2 separate regions of the Homo sapiens genome follow, and region 1 is linked to region 2. A link is an interaction called in ENCODE POLR2A ChIA-PET data of the cell type or tissue named here. Cell type or tissue: Panc1. All regions are shown on one strand. Each heading gives the region's core, and the rest is flanking DNA. Links, peaks and the distances in the headings are about the cores only.

Region 1 (5,377 bases), core at 310-5,309, 62 kb after region 2:
ACACGGTGAAACCCCGTCTCTACTAAAAATACAAAAACTTAGCTGGGCGTGGTGACATGCGCCTGTAGTCCCACCTACTCGGGAGGCTGAGGCAGGAGAATTGCTTGAACCTGGGAGGCGGAGGTTGCAGTGAGCCGAGATCGTGCCACTGCACTCCAGCCTGGGCGACAGAGCGAGACTCTGTCTCAAAAAAAAAAAAAAGCAATGGTATTATCAGGGTACATCACATATGGTGAAGTTTAGTAATGTTTTGTGAAACTTTCGTATGTTTGTGTCTGGAGGGGTGTACTGGTTATGATTTAAAATGTATGTCTTACTGTGAGTTGCATCAAAAATACTGTAAAAACACTGAACTGATTGGCTAAAGTAGGAAGGTGTGGGCTGAAGGGAGGAGAGATTGACAGGCAGAGTAGTTGTAGATACTCAGCAACTACCTTTTTTTTTTTTGAAAGTATGTTATCTCTGCATTCCTTTTAAAACCAAGCCATAGAAATGAAGACGCAGTATCTTTATTATATTGAATCCATGTCTAGAGCATTAAACCTCATCTTAAGTAAGCCTAGAAAATCCATCAGAGTCTCTGCCTTCCATTTGTGGAAACTCAGCTGATAGTAAGGTTTACCAAATCCCAGAGGTCTCCCGAGCTTCTCTGAGGAATCTGATGTCTTGTGATTACCTTGATAATGTCTGTTTTACTTAACCATGATAGAAAGTTTTGCATTTGACTTGAATGTGTGATAAAATCATTTAAATGTATCTTGGTTTTATAAATTGAAAGGCTTTCCTTTATGTATAAAACAAGTTAGTTGATCACACAGTTTGTAGTGAATCAGAATGGCTTTTAATAAACTCAGCTTAAAGCTAGCCAAAAGGTTTTCTATCTCTACTGAAAAGTCATATGGCTCTTTGGAAAAACTTTTGAAGAACTTTTCTGATGCAAGTCCCTACTCTTGCAAGAGAAAAATCATAATCTGAGTGCATGTGTGCACTCAAGTTCCAAGGATAGCAAAGTAAAATGAAATCTAAGTTCTTTATGCAAATAATTCAGGTTTCTGTTTTAGTGTATAGTTTAAGCCTTCTCTTCCCAGAGATTATTTGCCAGAGAGACTAATGAGTTAAGATGTGGCTGCACTGGGTTATTCCTGCTGGAGAGACAATGACTCTCAGACCACCTTGTCTTGGAAGCTGGGGTAGGACCTTAGAATTTATACTGGAATTGCTCAATTAAAATGTATGATTCACACAGTGGCTCACACCTATAATCCCAGAACTTTGGGAGGCCAAGGTGGGAGGATTCTTTTTTTAATTCACTGAGCATAGTGGTGCACGCCTGTAGTCCCAGCCACTCAGGAAGCTGAGGTGGGAGGATCTCTTAAGCCAGGAGATTGACGTTGCAGTGAGCCATGTTTGTGCCACTGTACTGCAGCCGGGGCAACAGACACTATCTCTAAAAAAAATAATAATAATTAATTTTAAAAATAAATAATTAAAATGTATGATTCTCACTTAAAGCTTGTGAGGGAGTTGGTGCATATATCATTATCTTTTCACAGGTAAAGAAACTGACTTGATGAAAGCTCTAAGCTAGAAATAGTTAGAACCTGGACTAGAACCTCTGGTGTTTTTTAAGATCAGTCACCCAAAGGAGAAATTTAATAAAAGATGCAGGTGCAGTAACAGTGTTGCAGCTTCTGTCGTGGGTTCTGATTTCCATCAGAATTTGTCTAAATATTTCATCCCAGTGCTTCCAAAGCATTCCAGCATTCTATGAAGCACTTTTTAGCGAGGAAAAAAAAGAACTCTAGTGGGGAATGCTAGTAATGGGAGAGGCCATGCATGGGGTGGGAGCAAAAGTATATGGGATATCTCTGTACCTTCCTCTCCATTTTGCTGTGAACCTAAAACTGCTCTTTTAAAAAGTCTAATTTTTAAGTCTTTTTAAAAAAGGGAAAGAGGCATGTCTCAGACCTGTATGCTTTCCCATCCAGCTGGTCACCTGGTCAATTTGTATTGATTCCTGCCACCATGGCAATGAGGCCAAAACCAACCACTTAATTCAGAGAGTTGCCTGCCAGCCCCAAGAGCAACCTTAGTGTCCAGAAATAATTTTTTTTTTTTTTGAGATGGAGTCTCACTCTGTTGCCCAGGCTGGAGTGCAGCGGCATGATCTCGGCTCACTGCAACCTCCGCCTCCCGGGTTCCAGTGATTCTCCTGCCTCAGCCTCCCCAGTAGCTGGGATTACAGGCACACACCACCACACCTGGCTAATTTTTGTATTTTTAGTAGAGACAGGGTTTCACCATGTTGGTCGGATTGATCTCGAACTCCCTACCTCAGGTGATCCTCCCACCTCACCACACCCGGCTAATTTTTTTTATTTTCAGTAGAGATGGGGTTTCATCATGTTGGCCAGACTGGTCTCGAACTCCTAACCTCAGGTGATCTGCCCACCTCGGCCTCCCGAAGTACTGGGCATGAGAAATATTTGGGTCCAGAAATAATTCTATGCCTAGAGTCAGACGTGGGCAATCAAAAACATAAACTTTATTGGAAAGATCAGGAATAGCATACTTTTACCTGCTCCTAAGTTATGGGGCTGTTGACATCCCATTGCAGTAGCTGGATAGCACTTAAAGAGTGGGAATTAGGCAAGGTGGGGTGCCTGGAAAGTGTTCCATGTGCTTCTGGGGCCATGTAAGATGATGTTGGGTCATACAAGAACAAAAATGTTTTATGCTAATAGTTACATAATGCTTATTTTAATTTTGTCATAAAAAATCCATGTTCATTTATGGAAGAGATATAATAAAATCACCTTAAAAGTTAAAATACAAAGGAAAGGCCACCTGGCAATTTAATTAGAGAGCATTGTTACTGAACAGTGTTTCAGGGCTCCATGCTATGAAACAAGTTATTTCTACTCAGGGGAAGCAGCAAATGTGGTCAAATAGCACATACTTTGAAGTCAGACAAACCCAGATTTAAGGCTTTATCTCCTGGTCCTGTGATTTGGGCCTTTTCTGAGCTTTATATTTTCCTCTGGGAAGTGGGGTGGGTCAGGAGATATCTCCCTTACAGGATTTTCATGAGGACTGCACACAGAAAGCAATTCATTTTGTATTGACCCATAGTAGACACGCAGTGATAGTAATAATATCTTTATTATCAGTTATTATTGCTACTTGAGAACTATTGATTGTTCACAAATGTAGTCCCACAACGCAAGCACTAAATGCTTTCAGACCTTACTACCTAAAATAATAATGGTACCTAGTGGGTAAGTTTTTGGTGTTTGGGGTTTTTGTTTTTTGTTTTTTTTGAGACACAGTCTTGCTCTGTTGCCCAGGCTGGAGTGCAGTGGTGCCGTCTTGGCTCACTGTGACCTCCGCTTCCCAGGTTTAAGTAATTCTCCTGACTCAGCCTCCTGAGTAGCTGGGACTACAGGAGCACACCACCACGCCTGGCTGATTTTTGTATTTTAGTAGAGATGGGGTTTCACCAAGTTGGGGTGATCCAGCTGCCTCTGCCTCCCAAAGTGCTGGTATTACAGGCATGAGCCACTGAGCCTGGCCCCTAGTGGGTAAGATTTATTAAGTATTTATCATGTACCAGCCACTGTGCTCTGTGCTGTCTATGGCTTATCTCTTTTAATCCTCTTAATAACCTCTTCATGTGTAGGAGCCATGAGTCACTGTCATCTTTATCTGCTGAGAAACTTGCTCAAGTCACACAGAAAGTAGCAGACTGTCAGTAACTACCATCTTACATTGTCTAAAGAAATTTAAGCCTTTTTTTTTTTTTTTTTAAGCAACAGAAAGTCCAGAGTTAATTCCCAGAAGTCCTTCCACAGAAGCCAAGATTGTCAGGAGCCATCTGCCAAGTGCCAGATAACTGAGAAGGTCCAGGGACTTCCCAGACACCCAAATTCACACCATCAGCGAGATCAATTGAGTTACAGCTCAGCATGCTCCCCTACTCATTAGCAAGTAGAATGAATACACAACTTGCACAGAATCAGGAACGATAAATCCCCAGCTAGCACATAACCTCTGTGGCCCACGAACCTGAACACTGTGTTCCTGGCTGCCACCTGGGTGTGGAGTCGGCAGGCATAATGCTCTAGCCAGCCTGGCAGAGCCTCTTGGACCAGAATTTGACCTGAGTAAGCTGTGACCTATGTGCACTTACATTTGATAACTCTTAGGCAGGGCCATCCAGTCAGTCTGTGTCCAGATGTTCAGCTCTTTCTCCTGTGACTTTTTTTTTTTTTTTTAAGCAATGATTCGGCTTCCCTGGGAGATAGGAAGTAACGAAGGCAATTCCTTTTGTCAAATCCTTGACAAAACTGGCTTCCGAAATACAAAACTAATATACTTGGATACAGCCTGATTTGTTACCAAGGTGAATAATGACAGCACAGGAAAACCACAGTGGTTCTGGCCAATCTGACTTACAGAAAATTCTGAACCACAGAACAACTAAAGTGATGTGGTCTTATTAATTGTAGGCACATACTGTGAAGAAAAATAAATGGTTCCCAGTCAAAGGTCTTGTCAGAACACCCTTACTGAATAGATGAAAACCATATCACAATTCAAAGATTGTGATTTGGTTTTCGAAATACATGAAAACACTAACTTGTCTACATAATTACTAAGCTTAATACTTTCTGTATAGAAAGTGAAAGGGGTGGAAATAAACCTGAGTCCCAAGTGAAGTCAAAATTTAATGATTTCAGGTAGGTCTTGTGGTTCACGCCGTAATCCCAGCACTTTGGGAGGCTGAGGTGGGCAAATCACTTGAAGTCAGGAGTTCGAGACCAGCCTGGCCAACATGGCGAAACCCCATCTCTACTAAAAATACAAAAATTAGCTAGGTGTGGTGGTGCACACCTGTAATCCCAGCTACTTGGGAGACCAAGGCACGAGAATCACTTGAACCCAAGAGGCGGAGGTTGCAGTAAGCTGAGATCATGCCACTGCATTCCAGCCTGAGGGACAGAGCAAGACTTCATCTCAGAAAAGAAAAAAAAAAATTATTTCACTGGATGTCGGACTTATACAACTTTTAAATCACTTCCAGTAGTTCCTTTCCAGTTTCACAATTGCCTTTTTAGTTTGGAAGGGTGGGAGAGATGCAAATTGGTGTAAATAACTTTCCCAACCAGTTCTCTATCCCTTTTCCAGTTTCTGAGCCTTCTCAGAGTCTGTAATAGTAATTGCCAACCCTGACTGCATATTAGAATCTTTGGGGATGGGTCCTTGGCATCAGACTTTTTTTTTTTTTAAGTTACCCAGGTGATAATAATGGGCAGTTCTGGCTAGAAACCATTGGCCCTCTAGGCTCTTGTTGATTTAGAAATGGCTGAAACCACAG
Region 2 (5,377 bases), core at 281-5,280:
CCTCCTCTGCAAATTTGCACTTTTTCTGATCACAGATGTGTCCTTCCATGTTGCCTGTCTTTGTAAACCAAGCATATTTTTGTCATCACCTCCAAACCCTTTAATCAGCTGTAAGTGCCGTCACTGGATAGAAGGTCCGTCCTTGGGTCTGTATGTGGGTGGCAAATGGTAAGTGAAAGGTTTCACTGAAATCTTGGCAGATTAGGAGCTGGTTAAAAATACTTTTATGGGACATACTAACTTTTGTGTATTAATATATTTATTGAAAAACCAAAATCTTTCCAAATGGTTCTATGAGGAAGGAAAGAAATGAGAGTTGAATTATAAAAGTTTGAAAGGAGGACTAAAGATTTTTCAGGGCAGTTGAGGCAGGGTTTTCAGAATTTGCATTTAGCCACTAAACTGTAGACGCCTGCTGGTGTTGGAGTTGACAGAGGTGTATCTGCTGAGGTTATTAGGTCTTTGTCCTGGTGCATAAAAGTGGAAGAGTATGCTGTGATGAGCTCTTTTCATAACGTTATGAACGCAGGTCTTGCCTGTGACTTAGAACAGTCTCTTTTGGTGTCAAACCTCCCTGTGCACTGGCTTCCGGCTACACCTAGTTGGATCTTTGTATCACACCGCATTGCTTGCTGACCTGTAGTATTTCGCTACACACAGGGATTCTGGCTCTCCAGAGCCGATTCCGTTTTAGGCAGCTGCCTTCCCCATGTAGGAATACTCTGTTTATCTTACCTTCACCCGGTAACCAGTTCTAGGTAAGATGCCTGCTGGTCATGGCCCTGTTCCCATGAAGGTATTCACAGTTTTCATTTCAGTCAATCAAATTTATTGAATGTCTGCTCTGTGTGTGCAGTATGCAAGTGCTGGGGATAGAAAGATGAATAAAACCACAGTCTGTGCCCTCGAGGAGCTCACGCTTTAATAGGGGATTTTGGATGACCTTAATGCTTCAGGACTTAGTAAGAAATAAGCCCGAGTACTTGTGAAATGTTAGGCTTTGTTGATGAATGTCATGAAGAGAATATGTACCTTTCTGTTGCCTTCACACTCTACCTCTGGCCCTCTGTGCTGTTCAAATGCCCATCTTCCTGCTACCTCCTCTACCTTGAAACATTGCAGGGCTTGGAGGGAGCTTGTTCTAAAGTCTAAGAAGAGCTAGATGATTTGTAAAACTTTCTTCAGACCAGCTGCCACTGACAGCCTGCCCGGAGCCGGACATGGGGCAGGATCGTGCCGGGATTGCTGTGACTGGATGGTGGAAAATTTTGCAGAAACATCTGTTCTGTTTGGAGGGTCCAAATAGTTTTAAAAACATGTGCTTAGCCAAAGCTCATATTTCACAAAACCTTTGCAAATATCTAGAAGCTTTTCTTCTTTTCTATGTGGACGTGGAAGCAAAGGAGAGGAAAATGTGGCCACATGTATGTTTTCAACTTCTTATTTCCAAGTATTTGGCTTTTTCAGGGATGAGAACCAATCAGATCACTTTCGTGAGGTATGCAGTGCCTCTAGACTGTTCTCTCTCTTTTGGATAGATACATGAAGTCTTGAAGAAAGAAAAATTTCTCTAAACACAATGGGAGAGATTACAGTAATGCTATCAAGCTGTAGTTTTAATTGCTTGAAAATAAACGAAGAAAAAGGTTCACAGCTGTTTGAGAGTGAGGACCAATCAAGGGCAGAGCAACAAAAAAGCTCCCCTTTCCTGGGATGACTGCCAGGACTCAGCTCTCCACATCTGAAGACGTTTTACAAAGTGCAGTGTGCCGTGAGCAGGGAGAGAAAGGCATCCAGAGAAGGCGCGGGAGGACTTGAGTGAGGAGCCAGGTCCTGGCTTCATCCCAGTCTGTGGGCCTCAAGGTCAGGGGAGTAACGAGCTCATGGCCGACAGACCGGGATGACAGGGACTTCTTAGGGGACAAGTATGAGTTTGTTCAAACTTGGGGGCATGAGTTTTTGAGAACACGGCTCAACGCTCAGCATGGTGAATGCTGCAGACCTAGCATGGAGCCGTACCTGGCACCTCCAGGAGAAAAAAGCGCCCCAAACTCTAAAGCTAAAGGCCTCTGCACATGATTGCCTGTGAACCAGAGGGTTGGAGATTAGTTTTCTCCCCCCTTAGGTCATTATGTATGTTCCAAGTTGGGCATGGAGAGCAGCTCTTCTGCCCTTTGAACCTGGTACAGACCCAGGAAACCTGGGCCTCTCCCTCGGTACCTCTCATTACAGGTGCATGGCTCAGGCTCATGGAACAAATCAGCTGACTTTTCCTTTGTTTCTTAATGCTAGGGAGCAGGCAGGGAGCTAAAGGCTGAAGGAAGTTGAGGCAGTTGTCCTTAAGACTATCTTTAGTGAAGTGAAAGGTGCAGAATCTGCCATTTGTCATGTCACCTTAGAACAAGGCAAAATCCCCAGGGTACAGACATCCAATTGATGTACCATACTTGATCTCCAGGTTAAAATATAATACAGCTATGATGCATGAGTCTCATTGTGAAAACAGCTGATTGGTGAGGAAGGTCAGTTCTCACTAAATTGGAGAGATGAGGCCGTGAGATCAAGAGGAAGCAGCGCTGAGCTGGGAGTCCAGATAGCTGGCTCTGCTCTCTGCTCTGCCACCAGCTGTGGTGCTGGTTAAGTTACTGGGCTCTTCCATCCCCTCTCTGCCTTGTCAGTAGGCAGATTGGATGATGTGTAAGTTCCTCCTGTGCTGAAGATCCTTGAACTGAGGACCTGATTTCCAGAGCCCAGGGAACATCTTAGAAATGGAGTAAATTACATGAGATTTTCCCAGGGGAGGCCTTGATCACATTTTGTACAACATTCAGTCATGTATGGTTGCTATGATACCAGGCAGCATTTTGAAACCATACACAGGGATGAGTCTTTCAGTCAGTGGCCTAAACCATCTCCCTTTGCTGCAGAGCCAGCTTTTCTGCAATTCCAGGGGAAAGTATGGGCAATTGTTAATACCCCAAAGATTTTATATGATTTTAAAACAAAGTGGCCAACAGTGTCAACATTGTTTACCAGTGACTCGTGTCTTTTTTTTCCTTTGTCCTCCTCCTTTTTTAAAAAATAACATTTCCTTGGCCTGTTAATTTCTCTGTTCTATGTTGCTTGTATGGAAAAGTATCTCAAAACCTATAATGTAAACCTCTCAATTTGCTTTACTTTTCCTGCTCTTGAGATTTTCATGTGGCCCTGATTAAAATTTTAATTTGTCAGTAGAGTCAAATCTTATTAGTGCCATTCCAGCAATTGGGCACTGGGATCATTTGCAAGGTCTTCAGGGAAGTTTGCCTTTGCACAGTTTAGGAAAGATTCTGTTAATTAGGTGAATGGTATAATTGATACGACAAGAGGATTGTTTAACTTAAGGGAAGCAATTTATTATGCATGCATGAGAAGCTTCTAGGTATTTACTGACCAATTGCATGCCCATTACATATCCTTTTTGTATTTTAGAGATAATAATCATCTTATATTGTTTACCTCCTAGCCCAGTTTTTGGCACACTTGAAAGTACTACAAATTGTCTTTATGAAAAAAAAAAAAAAAAAAACTAGGCTGAGCACGGTGGCTTACACCTGTAATCCCAGCACTTTGGGAGGCCGAGGTGGGCAGATCATCTGATGTCAGGAGTTCGAGACCAGCCTGGCTAACATGGTGAAACCCTGTTTTTACTAAATATACAAAAAATTAGCTGGGCGTGTTGGTGTGCACCTGTAATCCCAGCTACTCCGGAGGCCGAGGCAGGAAAATCACTTGAACCCGGGAGGTGGAGGTTTCAGTGAGCTGAGATCGCACCATTGCACTCCAGCTTGGGCAACAAGAGCGAAACTCTGTCTCAAAAACAAACAAACGAAAAAAACTACTTAGAAGCAGAAGGAGACGGGAAAGGACACTAGGCTGAGAGACTGAGGCTGAAGTCTAGGTTCTGTTCCTCGCCTCGGCACTGATTAGCAAGTGAGCAAAAGTCATTTATCCCATCTGTACAGTTTGAAGATTGGTTTGAGCACCTGCCGAAGTCCCCTTCCAACCTATTTTGACACTGAGATTTAACAAATTCAAACGAAATTGCCCTACTTGGTTCAAATATGTTTTTCCAAGTGGCCCAAATCTACCTTCTTCGTCATTTTTTCATTTTATTAGACTGGGCAGAAAACAAGAGAAAGTTTGCCCAACACTTGCTCCATCATTGGTTCTCCAGAGCTTTCCAGCAGAAGTCAGATTACCTAAAGCCTGGTGTAGCCTGGGCAGCACTGATGAGGCTCTGGCTGAAGCCTTGGCATTGATTCTCACAGGGCTTTGGCTGTGCTGTGTGGTCACCTCTTTAGTTGCTGGATTATAGCCCCAAGGAGAGGGCAGGAGCAGCAAGGGATTCCTTTGGGGATATGGGCACAACAGCATTTGTCAATGGAGAGATAAAGATTCCACTGGTTTAACAACCAGAACAACAGAACTCATCCCTGTTGATGTCTGAGTCATCTCTGGGATCTTACCCCCTCACAACACTGATGGAGCAAGGAAACATGTTCACTGAGGATAATAGTTACCTTAATTCAGGTTTTTCAGACCCAGCCTTTCCTATCTCCATGTGCTGTGGACCTAGTAAATGACAAAGTTTCACTTAGTTATCTGGAGTGGACACAGACTCCAGCATTTTCTCCTAGAGTTTTTGTCCAGGTGGTCTCACAGCCATGGAGGGATGGCAGCAGCTTGTCAAAGATTCTCATTTTCAAGGGTAGGCAGGTACAAAGGAGTTAACTTGTGGAAGCTTAATCTGGAATGGGGACCAGCCCTGTGCCAAGATGCTGGAGGTACCTGCTAGTTCTTCTTGGCTCTGGATGAGCAGAAGCTGTCTTTGGATGCATTTGTAGGGTTTTTTTGGATAGCTTTTCTTAAAAAGACCATTCATCTTTTCAGGAGTCATAAAATGGAATTACAAACTGATTTTCCAATTAGAGTTTTAAAACAGCAGTAACAATCAAATCAACAGCAGCAGCCACCCTCTGGAAGGTGCCATTAGGTGGTAACCGTGAGCTTGAGGCAAGCACAGACACTTCTTTTCCAAGCAGGGACCTTGCAGTACTCTGGTTGAGGATCATCATCTGGTTTGATGGTTCCCACCTTTTGTTGTTAATGCTTTCTCTTTTTTTTTTTTTTTTTTTTTTTTTGAGATGGAGTCTCGCTCTGTCGCCCAGGCTGGAGTGCAGTGGTGCGATCTCGGCTCACTGCAACCTCTGCCTCCTGGATTCAAGCAATTCTCCTGCCTCAGCCTCCCAAGTAGCTGGGATAACAGGCATGCGCCACCATACCTGGCTAATTTTTTGTATTTTTAGTAGAGATGGGGTTTTACCATGCTGGCCAG

Evidence for each region. Peaks named below come from ENCODE experiments on the same cell type or tissue, not always from the same donor. Only the 100,000 strongest peaks of a DNase experiment are listed, where the experiment ranks them.
Region 1: POLR2A ChIA-PET joins it to region 2 with 14 read pairs; 2 of 35 experiments call an interaction of 5 or more read pairs at or near these places.

What each region holds. Positions count from the first base shown.
Region 1 is chr7:28,004,312-28,009,688 of GRCh38, reverse strand. The region is part of intron 1 of JAZF1 (JAZF zinc finger 1); the gene reads left to right. Among named protein-coding and RNA genes, the nearest start is that of JAZF1-AS1, 170 kb to the left of the region's middle. In Panc1, for the core only: no CTCF peak of the experiment used is centred there; no DNase peak of the experiment used is centred there.
Region 2 is chr7:28,066,409-28,071,785 of GRCh38, reverse strand. All of the region lies in intron 1 of JAZF1 (JAZF zinc finger 1), which reads left to right. Among named protein-coding and RNA genes, the nearest start is that of JAZF1-AS1, 110 kb to the left of the region's middle. In Panc1, for the core only: no CTCF peak of the experiment used is centred there; no DNase peak of the experiment used is centred there; H3K27ac peaks cover 3,981 bases.